Regions from separate parts of the Homo sapiens genome. Here region 2 is linked to region 1. The links are chromatin loops, found by intact Hi-C in ENCODE. Cell type or tissue: heart right ventricle. All regions are shown on one strand. Each heading gives the region's core, and the rest is flanking DNA. Links, peaks and the distances in the headings are about the cores only. Region 1 overlaps ZNF185 (zinc finger protein 185 with LIM domain). Region 2 has its middle 7.2 kb from the start of TREX2.

The links. Peaks named below come from ENCODE experiments on the same cell type or tissue, not always from the same donor. Only the 100,000 strongest peaks of a DNase experiment are listed, where the experiment ranks them.
Region 2: a loop joins it to region 1, with 4 times the contacts of the local background. A loop is called at or near these places in 1 of 110 quality-filtered maps.

What each region holds. Positions count from the first base shown.
Region 1 is chrX:152,957,055-152,962,431 of GRCh38, reverse strand. It overlaps ZNF185 (zinc finger protein 185 with LIM domain), which reads right to left. Exons shown (of 25, transcript NM_001395254.1): 19 at 2,536-2,733. Among named protein-coding and RNA genes, the nearest start is that of PNMA5, 34 kb to the left of the region's middle. RefSeq lists enhancers at 3,084-3,213, 3,224-3,273. In heart right ventricle, for the core only: a CTCF peak has its summit at 3,372 (motif pointing left); a DNase peak (open chromatin) is centred at 3,391; H3K4me3 peaks cover 1,002 bases; H3K27ac peaks cover 1,287 bases.
Region 2 is chrX:153,436,128-153,441,504 of GRCh38, reverse strand. No RefSeq gene overlaps it. Among named protein-coding and RNA genes, the nearest start is that of TREX2, 7.2 kb to the left of the region's middle. In heart right ventricle, for the core only: a CTCF peak has its summit at 2,752; no DNase peak of the experiment used is centred there.

The DNA.
Region 1 (5,377 bases), core at 308-5,307:
CGGCGCAACTGAAGAGGCAAGGTAAAACAGAAATTCCCTGGAGCTACTTGGGAAGCTGAGGCAGGAAGATCACTTGAGGCCAGGAATTCAAAAACAACCTGGGTAACACAGTGAAACACCGCCTCTTAAAAAAAAGAAAAAATGCCCTGGGCATCCCCCCAGGACTGCAATGTGAGCAATAGGAGCCCTCCCAATAGCCTCCTCTCCCTCACCTACAAGACCCTACAGGGCCCAGCTCCTGCCCCCTGCTCACCTCACCCCGTACCCTCCAAGCACAGGGCTCATTGTTCAGGCCCTCCTCCCTATCTTCTTTGTCCACAATGCCTCTCCCCAGGTTCTTTGGAAGGCAGGCTCCTCCAGATGTTTCAGGTCTCAGCCGAACTGTCTCCTCCTCGATAGAAAAGCTTTCCCTAACCATCCTTGCTCTAACCCCTCTCCATCAGAGCACCTGGTTTCTTTCCTTCCTGGGCTTATCACAAATGGAGGGGCAGTATGGATGCCACAGCGATGAACAGTACAGGCTCTGATCTCTGTCTGGATTCTAATCTCGGTTAGGCCACTTCCTGGCTGCAAAACTGCCAGCAAATTACTTAACCTCCATCTGCCTCAGTTTCTCCATAATAAAAGCACCTCCTTGAGTTGGTGTGAGAATTAAATGAGTGAGTCCACATAAGGCATGCAGAACAGTGCCTGCACATTCTCAGCACACAGCAGGTGCTAATGGTTATTACGATCATGCTTATTCCTTAGTGGACTATGTGCTCTTTGAGGGCGGCTGGATGGGGCCTTAGCCATCGTGTTCACTGTGTACATGGCTGCTCACAGGAGGCTCTTAGTATGCAGCATCTCTAGCCGGCGGCCCATGGCTCCTGGTTATTCCCAAACTCATGGCCACTTTGGGAAAAAAAAATCTCTGGGGAACAAAGGGAGCTCTCAAAAGACACGTGCACCTTCTTTCACCATCATCAACTGCAGCTCCAGGCAGTGATAAAGCAAGGACCTCTGGCCTCACACAGAAAAGGACCAGAGGGAAACTGAGGCTGGCTGCTGGCATGCATCCCATGTGTTAGGTTTGAGAGACCAGAGCCAGGCTGAGGAATGCAAGAGGTCAGCAAAAATTTTCTTTGCTGAGTTCCTTGGCAAGATAAAGCTAGCACAGCCCTCTCCTCACCCTGTTCCTGAAGCCACCCTATCAAAGCAATGGATCATGGCAGGAGAGTGAAGGCAGAGCCAGAATACTTCATTGGCAGGGACAAGATGAGGAAAGACTGGAAGCTGGTCAAGGGAATGACCTGGAACTGGGAGACAGAGAGAGCACAGAGATCACAGCAAGGCAATGGGTCAAAATCAGTTAAGTGGACAGGACGATCGCCACAAAATACCAGAAATAAGGACATCTTGAAAATGCAGCCAGTCCTGCCTCGAACTGGAAGCCTCTACCACATGTCCTGCCAGTGCAAGAGCCAATAGGTGGGTTCCCAGTGACCAAAGCTGGATGTGAGAGCCAGAAAATTCTGTCACAGAGAGGGAGATGAAGTTCACCTGGCAGGAATGGGTAAAATGTCATCAAATCATGGCATTCTCTCCTGCCCTCTAGGCCCTGCCCATGTTGCAATGGCTGTGAAGCACTTCCTGAGACCACACTGTTTCCAGTTCAACAACTCCAGTTTTCCATGGATTTTTGGAAATGACAATTGACAGAATGTTTCAGGATGATATAAAATCTGATACTAGATTGCCTGTAAAAACATTTTCAAAACTCAATTATTTTCAAATGTGAAAAAATATGCTACAAGTCACCTAGGATTTCAAAATTGGGAAAGTTCTTACAGCTACCACAAACATCACAATTGGGTGTGGATCCACACTGATCTACAAAGGCCAGAAGCCAGGAAACTACCACTTTGGGAGACCTGAGCTGCTCACAGAAAAGCACAAGCATCTGGTGTTGTCTGTTCCCTAGTACCTGGCTGTTCCTTGGTTCTTGGTCTCTCTCAGAAAATTCAGAGCCCCTGTTTCCTCAGGCTACTGCTGCCAACTTCTTGCAATCAATGAGCAACCCTGAGTCAGCACTGTGGAGCTACATTACTGTCCAAATCCATGGCCATCCCAGTGCTGATGGCAGTGGAAGAGCTCATCCAACTGGTACAGTTGTTATTTCTGGCAGTGAATCACATCCACACCATGGCACACCTTGCTCAGAGAGTTTCCATCTCCATTAACAGAAAAAGCAACCTATATCCCTCCCCTGACCCAGGTTTCCAGGTTCGAACTGGCTGCCAGACAACCTGGTTCTCTGTGCATCCTTTCTGTGCCAGACTTAGTCTAACAGATTTGATGCTATGGCTCCAAGCTGAAACCCATGAATATCTACCCCTGAGATGCTGGTTTCTCTCCTTCCCTCTGGCTCCTAACCACACTCACCTGCAGAGGATAAACAGGCATGCCTAGTGTGTGGGGGTTTGTCCTGGGTTGCTGCCCTGGACAAAAACACTGGCTCTAGCAGGTAAGGTCCCAGTGCAGTTTGGCTCGTACCTGCTGGTGCAGCTCTCTCGTCTGACGAATTGCTCAGATCCGCTGGGGCTGTTCTGCTGTTCTGGGGTACTGGGATCTGCAGGTTGCTGAGTGGGTACAGCTGGGTCTCCTTGGCCACCTCTTGGGGCTCCAGGCCTGTCCTGCCAGGCCTCTCCGACCTTGGTGGCCACATCCTTCCCCTCAAAATCAGTCAACACGCTGAGGAAGAATAAGACCCTTATGAAGTGAGTGCCCTGAGACTAGACTTTGTTCTCCCATGGCAGGTAGGCTGGCTGTCATGTCTCGTGGACTTGGAGGGACTCATCTCCCCAAGAGTGGGGCAGACAGGAAGGAGGCACAATCCCCACCCCAAGGAGCAGTCAGTCTCCTCCTCAGTAGGACCCCCGCAGTGCTGCTCCTTTCTGACAAGGGCAAAGTCACCTGACGACTTCAATGAGGTGTTAAAAGACATCGTCTTCTGGCTGGAAACACACTGGTATTCTTGTCCCCATCCTCCCACTGCCATCTCTCCTTTCTCCAGTTCTTTCCCGCCTCCGGCCTCTCTAGGAAGACCTAAGCCATTCAGCCTTCTTCCCTGACCATGGTGCTCAAGACCTGTGCGCTGGCCAGGCTCATCAAATACCCGGCAGTCTAGGGAGGAGCTTCTCCCCCAAGCTACCCTGGAGGGCTCGGTAGGGGCAAGGGTAGGGGAGTGCGCACGTGTTGGTCACCAGATTCCCAAATCCGCTGTTGACCCCACAAAGGGGGGAAGGGCCAGGAGAATCCAAAATTTCTTAGGCGGGGCCATTATGAGAACCCTAGACCCATTTGTGATCCTCGAGCGCCATCTGGCGGCAGGAACCGGGACTGCTGCAGAAAAAGCCTCTCCACGGTCGATCTCGCCCAAAACAACCATTTTCTTTGTTGATCGTCTCATTTCCCGGCGAGCACCGCAGGCAGAGTCTGCGGCTGCAGGAAATGGCGGCACGCGCAGGCGTACTCACGCCGGCCGCACCCCGGCCTGTGCACGCACGATCTCAGCGCGCGTGCGTGCACCCGCCCACTTATCGTTGTGACCGCGTAGTTTTCACATGTGGAACCTTCTTGTCTTCTTTATTGGAAGTAGTCATAGCTATTCCTGGAAAGCAATAGCATTTTCATCCCCTGCCCCCCTTTTTTTTTTTTTGAGACGGAGTTTCGGTCTGTCGCCCAGGCTGGAGTGCAGTGGTGTGATCTCGACTCACTGCAACCTCCGCCTCCCGGGTTCCAGAGATTCTGGGACTACAGGCGCCCGCTGCCACGCGTGGCTAATTCTTTGTATTTTAGTAGAGACGGGGCTTCACCTTGTTGGCCAGGCTGGTTGTGAACTCCTGAACTCAGGCAATCCGCCCGCCTCGGCCTCTCAAACTGCTGGGATTACAGGCGTGAGCCACCGTGCCTGGCCATCCCTTTTTTTTTACAGATGAAAAAGTTGACATAAGGGTCCAATTTGCAACTAATAGTAGTCAAAATGGAACTTCCTTGTTCCTGCTGCAGTTCAACCTGATCAGGTGACTCCTGCTACATACACTTTTAGCGTCTCTAAACTTAGTTCCTCCCACCTAACCCCAGCTGCTTCTCTTCCCCTTCCAGCAGCCAAACTCCTTAGAAAGAGCTGTCTACGCTCACTCTTGTCACCTTTTCCTTCCTTTCTTACCATCAACATTCCATGGAACCTATTAATTGCTTCTGGAAAACTGAGTTCCTTCTGGGTTACACATTACGCCCGGGAGGCAGCAAATTCTTACAGAAATGGTGACATCTTACGAAAGATAACTTACAGTGGAACATTCCAAATGAACAACAACACACTGAAGTGCATTTTAAAAAAAAATTCTTTTGTGTTGTGGCTTGGCTCCCGGGGCAATGGTGCAGAGAGCCAGATCACCAGGGCCACTCAGGGAAAGGGAGCCCAGAAGCCTGGCATGCCAGCAAAAGGGTAAATATCTCTTCCCAGTCAGATTTCAGGCTTCTCTCTCTCTGTGCAAACTGATTGTAAAATCACTGTTTATCTCCTCTGTAAAATTTTAATTAATGCAAAAAGGAATTCTGAGGCTGTCTAGTCTTAAGCTGTAGTCAATCTGGTATATTTTGTGCTATAAAGTCGTTTTTCTGTGTCGAGGGGTACCTTAGGATAAAACATGGGCTTGGGCCCCCATAAGCTTGCTGCTCAAGATGGCCCAGCAAGCTGGTCAGTGACAAACTTTGCTGCAGGTCCCTGAAACCAACAAAAAACTGGACAAGGTCGCCATCCTGTTTTATGTCCTTGGGAGCTTGACCTTGTAACCATGTGGCAGTACTTTCTCCTTGTCTCTACCTTCCAGGGAACAGGAATTTTAGGGTTCATATCATAGTTAGTTCTAAAAATTATCTTGACTAGTTAAAAGCCTTTGCAAGCTCAAAATTAACTACTCTAGACTCCTTCTGGGCTCAGTAGTTAAGGTTTTGCCCTTTCACAGTGGCAGTCTGGGTTCGATTCCTGGCTTAGGAAATAAGTCCTTTCTGGTTTAATATCTGCATGACCTTGTCTATACCTTTCTCCTCCATGGACTGTCTTAAATTTTCCTTTGAGCACCTGGGAGTTCGAGACCAGCCTGGCCAACATGATGAAACCCCCTCTCTACTAACATACAAAAAAAAAAAAATAGCCAGACATGGTGGCACACGCCTGTAGTCCCAGCTGCTCCAGAGGCTGAGGCAGGAGAACTGCTTGAACTGGGGAGACAGAGGTTGCAGTGAGCCGAGATCATGCCACTGTCAGCCTAGGCGACAGAACAAGACTCCGTCTCAAAAAAAAAAAAAAAATTAACCTTGTAAAAAATTT
Region 2 (5,377 bases), core at 148-5,147, 480 kb before region 1:
CGTGGCATGCCGAGCTCTGCGGTATAATACTTCCACTTGGCCAGTCTTAAGCTACCAACAGGAAGTCACTGAAGGTGACCTTGGGAAGAGATTCCAGGATTTCCACCACACACATCTGACAGGTGTCAACACACAGCAACAGTAAAGCATGCTCGAATAATGAAGACGTGAGTTTTGAGTATCTCCTTTATTTTTCATATAATTTGTCAGTTTACATAATTTAACTTTTTAATAATGATAGTGTTTGTTTAGCTCTCAAAATTCCTGGACGTTTAACATCTATTAGAATGGGTAAAACAAAAACCACTGACCACACCAAGTGTTGGTTTACCAGGGAGGAGATGTGGAGCACCGGGGGTGCCCGTGCCTTTCTGGTGGGAAGGGAAAATGGGGCAGCCACTTGGGAAAACACTTCGGCAGTGTCCGAAAATGTTAAACATGCACCTACCACATCAGCCAACAATTCCCCTCCTAGATACTTACCCAAGACAAAGGGATTGATGTAACCATACAAACACTCATACTCCAACGTTCACAGCAGCTTTTTCATAATAGCCCCAAACAGGAAACAGCCCAAATGTTCATCATCAGGTGAGTGGTTGGACACGCCGCAGTGCGTCCACACCACGGAATACTACTCAGCAGGAAGAAGTGAGCTCCCAATGTGCAAGCTCATTTGCATGGGACTCAAGGTGATGCTGTGGAGCCAACAGCGAACCGACTCCACTGCTCCAGCTCGCCCCTGGCCAGCTGCCTGCCCCTCATCAAGCTGCATCACTGACTGATGAGCCCCGTCAGGCCACCAGGGGTGTCTGCCAGTGGGGAGACAGCGGTGATCACGGGAGTGTACCTGGGGGACATGTGACATAAGCCTATTGAAAATGGAATTCACTATGGAGAGGGATGAATACTAAAATCAAAGGCCATAACATTTCCAGTTTGTCTTTGTGCGGAAGACAATGTGGGGAGCACGCTGAAAGCCGCAGCAGAAGGTTGGGGAGTGCCACGGGACCACAGCGGGACGTCTGCATTTCTTGTAAATGATATCTGCCCCCTGCCTGTTGCAAAGAAGTTAAGCAGCATTGATGAGTGTCAGCTGCGGAGGTTTCATGTAGGGGACCTCCAGGAACAGTATCAGCATTGTGGGGACACTGCTTCCTATAGCTCAGCTTGTGAACACACACCTCCCACTCACAGATGTGTACACTCACACACTTGCATGCACACAGACACACTTGTGCACACACCCTCACATATACTCAAGCACTCACACACCCGAGCACACCCCCACACTTGCACACACACATGCACACACCTGCACACATATTTACACACAGTACACCCACACACGCTCGCACACACTAGCACTCACACACACCTGTACACAGTTGCACACACAACCACACACATGCACAAACACTTGCACATACACTCACTCTCGCACACACTTGTACACACTGTGCCAATCCATTCTAGACTTGTATTTGCCATTTAATGTCTCTTGAGCATCAACCTCTTCTAAGGGATTCAGCTGGGACAAGAACCTGGGGAGTATTACTTGCATTTTGTCTTAGTCCCTATGGGCTGCTATAACAAAAATACTTTAGACTGGGTGGCTTATAAACAGCAAACAGTTATTGCTCACAGTTCTCTAGTCTGGGAAGGCCACGATCAAGGCACCAGCAGGTTCAGAGTCTGGCGAGGGCTGGTTCCTCGAATTGTGGAAAGGACTAGCTGCCTCACAGGGTCTCCTGTAAGGGCACTAATCTCATTCATGGTGGTGCAGCCCTCATGACCTACTCACCTTCTAAATGCCCCACCTCCTACTACTGTCACCTTGTTGATTCAGTTTTAACATGAATTTTGGGGGTACACATGCAAGTCCCCACTCCCCCACCACATACACATGCACCCCCCACTCATACATCACATACCCCCACCCCCACAACCTATACATGCACACACACACATTTACACTTGTGCCACACACACTCCCCTGACACACACATGCCACTCCCACACACTCACTTGTGATTTGGCATAAGGCACTCGAAGGCTGCAATTTCCCTCTAAATGTAGATTTTTTTGGAATCAAAATCATGTTCTTTAATTGCCTTTTATACTTGGTATCATGCTGAACATAAATTATTTTAAGTTGCAGCATAGACATGAATCCATTTACAGCACGGCATTTCAATCAAAATACTGAGGAAGACAGCATATGTGTGTCTGTGTATTTATTTTGTGCATGGACATTTTTTCTAATCTTTAAAATTTATCCAGTATATCTTTTGGGTTTTTGGAGTAAAATTGGTGTGTTATTATTGATATCAGCAATATCTTCCATGATAGATAAGTTAAGGTTTTATGAAGTTTTGAAAACTTTTGAAAAATAAATTTAATACAGTTTCTGATAATTTCTTTAAGATTTCAGAAAGTCAAGAGTGTACAGATGTTGATCCTCAGGAGCTTCATTTACCTGGCCCATCACTGAAGAGGCAGAAATGGAAGACCAGGCTGAGGGAGGCTGGGAAGAGGGGTATCTGGAGGCTGAAGAGGAAGACGATGAAGATGCCGAGGAAGAACAAGAACCTGAGGTGACGGCAGCTGGCAGTGAGTGTGGGTTTTTTACTTTACAGACACACCCTGTGGCATTCTTCTTGATATGGGAACTAACTTGTAAGAGAAACGCAGTTTCTCCATGGTTTTTCTAAAAGGATCTGATGTTCTCCTGGTGGTCTGAATTTGCATTGGCTGACACTTGAGGGAGCTCTCACAATGGTGCTAGTACCACTCTTACGCGTTTGCAGTGCACGTTCAGGGCTGAAAAGCTCTGGAAGCAGGTATGTCAGTTCCTGCTCCAGGGAGCCTCATGCGTTAAATGACACCCATGGGTCACTGGATAAGGTCATTCAAAATATATCCTCTGGGGGTATCCAGTTGTCCATCAGCCTGGCAGATCTCTGCGTGGTGACGAAGAGAGCTGCTCTCTATGCCCATTAGAAGAGCCAAATTGTTTTCCATGTGTCGAACTTTTAAAATTACAAATATCACCCACTGACTACGTTCCTATTTCAATAGGGAGCAGCAGTATATGTGGGCATAGTATTGGCTGGGTGAATACAATTTCATACTTTCATATTCCAAAGCTACAGATAGTTTTTAGAGGTAATTATATGTTTAAAGGGAAGTGTCCAATCTTTTTTTTTTTTTTTTTGAGATGAAGTTTCGCTCTGGTCACCCAGGCTGGAATGCAATGGCACGATCTTGGCTCACCACAACCTCCGCCTCCTGGGTTCAAGCGATTCTCTTGCCTCAGCCTCCCGAGTAACTGGGATTACAGGCGCATGCCACCATGCCCAGCTAATTTTTGTATATTTAGTAGAGACAGGGTTTTGCCATGTTAGCCAGGCCGGTCTCGAACTCCTGACCTCAGGTGATCTGCCCGCTTTGGCCTCCCAAAATGCTGGGATTACAGGTGTGAGCCACCATGCCCAGCTGAATCTTTTAAAACTTTGATTTATTAGTATCTTTTGAGTGATTCGGGTATTTTAAATTAAAGTGTGTATTCAATCTGTACCCTAAACATTATGGCCAGTGATGCGTTTGGTGTTGAAATTGTATCTATCAATAAGCTTGACACTTTATTATCGCTAAATGCAGATTTTACTGTGTCCTATAGGTTTGCTATTAAACATTCTTCTTTGCTTTGCTTTAGGAATAGCTTGTAATTTTGCTTTCCATTCCCTTCTTGATCTCATGCTTATATACTGCAGTTTATCTTAATTTCTGAGTAATTATGATTTCATGATCTTTTTTTTTTTTTTTTTTTTTTGAGACAGGGTCTCATTGTCACCCAGGTTGGAATGCACTGTCGCAATCTTGGCTCACTGCAACTTCCGCCTCCCGGGCTCAAACTATCTTTCCACCTCATTCTCCCAAATAGCTGGGACTACAGGCATGCGCCACCACAGCCTGCCAATTTTTGTATTTATTGTATAGATGGGGTTTTGCCATGTTTCCCTCTGGTCTCGAACTCCTGAGCTCAAGTGATCAACCCTCCTCGGCCTCCCAAAGGGCTGGGATTACAGGCATGAGCTACCACACCCAGCCAGTCATGTTTTGTTGTGTATTTTAGTTGTATTGGATAATAATCTGAGGATGTGTTGCTTAAAATATCACCTTTTCGAATTAAGGTAGTTTGGGGGCTGCTTGAGTTCTCTAGGGATGCCATAGCAAAGTTCCATAAACTAGGGGGCTTCGACAGCAGAAATGGACTGTTTCTCGGATCTGGAGGCCAGAAGTCAGAGATCGAGGTGTTGGCAGGGCAAGGTTCCCCCTGGGGGCCGTGAGGGAGAATCTATTCCAGGCTCTCCCCCAGCTTCCGGGACTTTGCTGGCCATCTTTGGTGTTCCTTGATTTGTGGCAGCCTCTCCCCAATCTCTGCCTTCATCTTCACACAGCCCTCTTTCTCCCTGCATACAAGGCGCTGTGTCCACATTTCTTCTTTTTATAATGACACAGTCATATTGGATTACAGCCCACCCTAATGACCTCATTTTAACTTGATTACCTCTGTGAAGATCCCCAAATAAGGCTCCATTCTGAGGTACTGGGGGTTTGGGCTGTAATATATCTTTTTTTAGGGGGAGGAGGGAGGCAGACACAATTCAATGGATAACAGAGGCCGAATACATAAATAACTGTAAAATATGTTATAGACTCTGAAAAATGCACCTGCTTCAGAGATGCAGGCTTTTCTATATATCTCTAAAATCTAGTTGACAATTGTACTATTCAATTTCCTTTACATTTTTACTTGTTTTTTTTTTTGTTGACTATATCTGTCTGATTTAATGACAATATATTAGAACATTCCATTGTAATTGCATTTTCTTGAAGTCTTCCTTCATGTCTAGTCATTTTTCTTTATGCATTTAGTTGCTGTGTGTTTGTGCTTACTGCATTACAACTGTATTAATACACACACATATATATATACACACGCTCTAACACACATATACTCATGACACATATATACTGACAAATACTTGATACATATTATAGCCAGGCACTGTGGTTCATGCCTGTAATCCCAGCACTTTGGGAGGCTGAGGCAGGCAGAACATTTGAGGCTAGGAGTTCGAGACCAGCCTGGTCAACATGGTGAAACCCTGTCTCTACTAAATGCAACAAAAATTAGCCGGGTGTGGTGGTGAGCCTGGCCAACAGAGCAAGGCTCGGTCTCAAAAAAGAAAAAAAAAATCCCAAAAAACCACACCAAAAATACACATTATATCCACACCATGTATATGATATATATCATATCGTGTGTGTGTGTTTGTGTGTGTGTAGAGAGAGAGAGATTTTAAGGAAT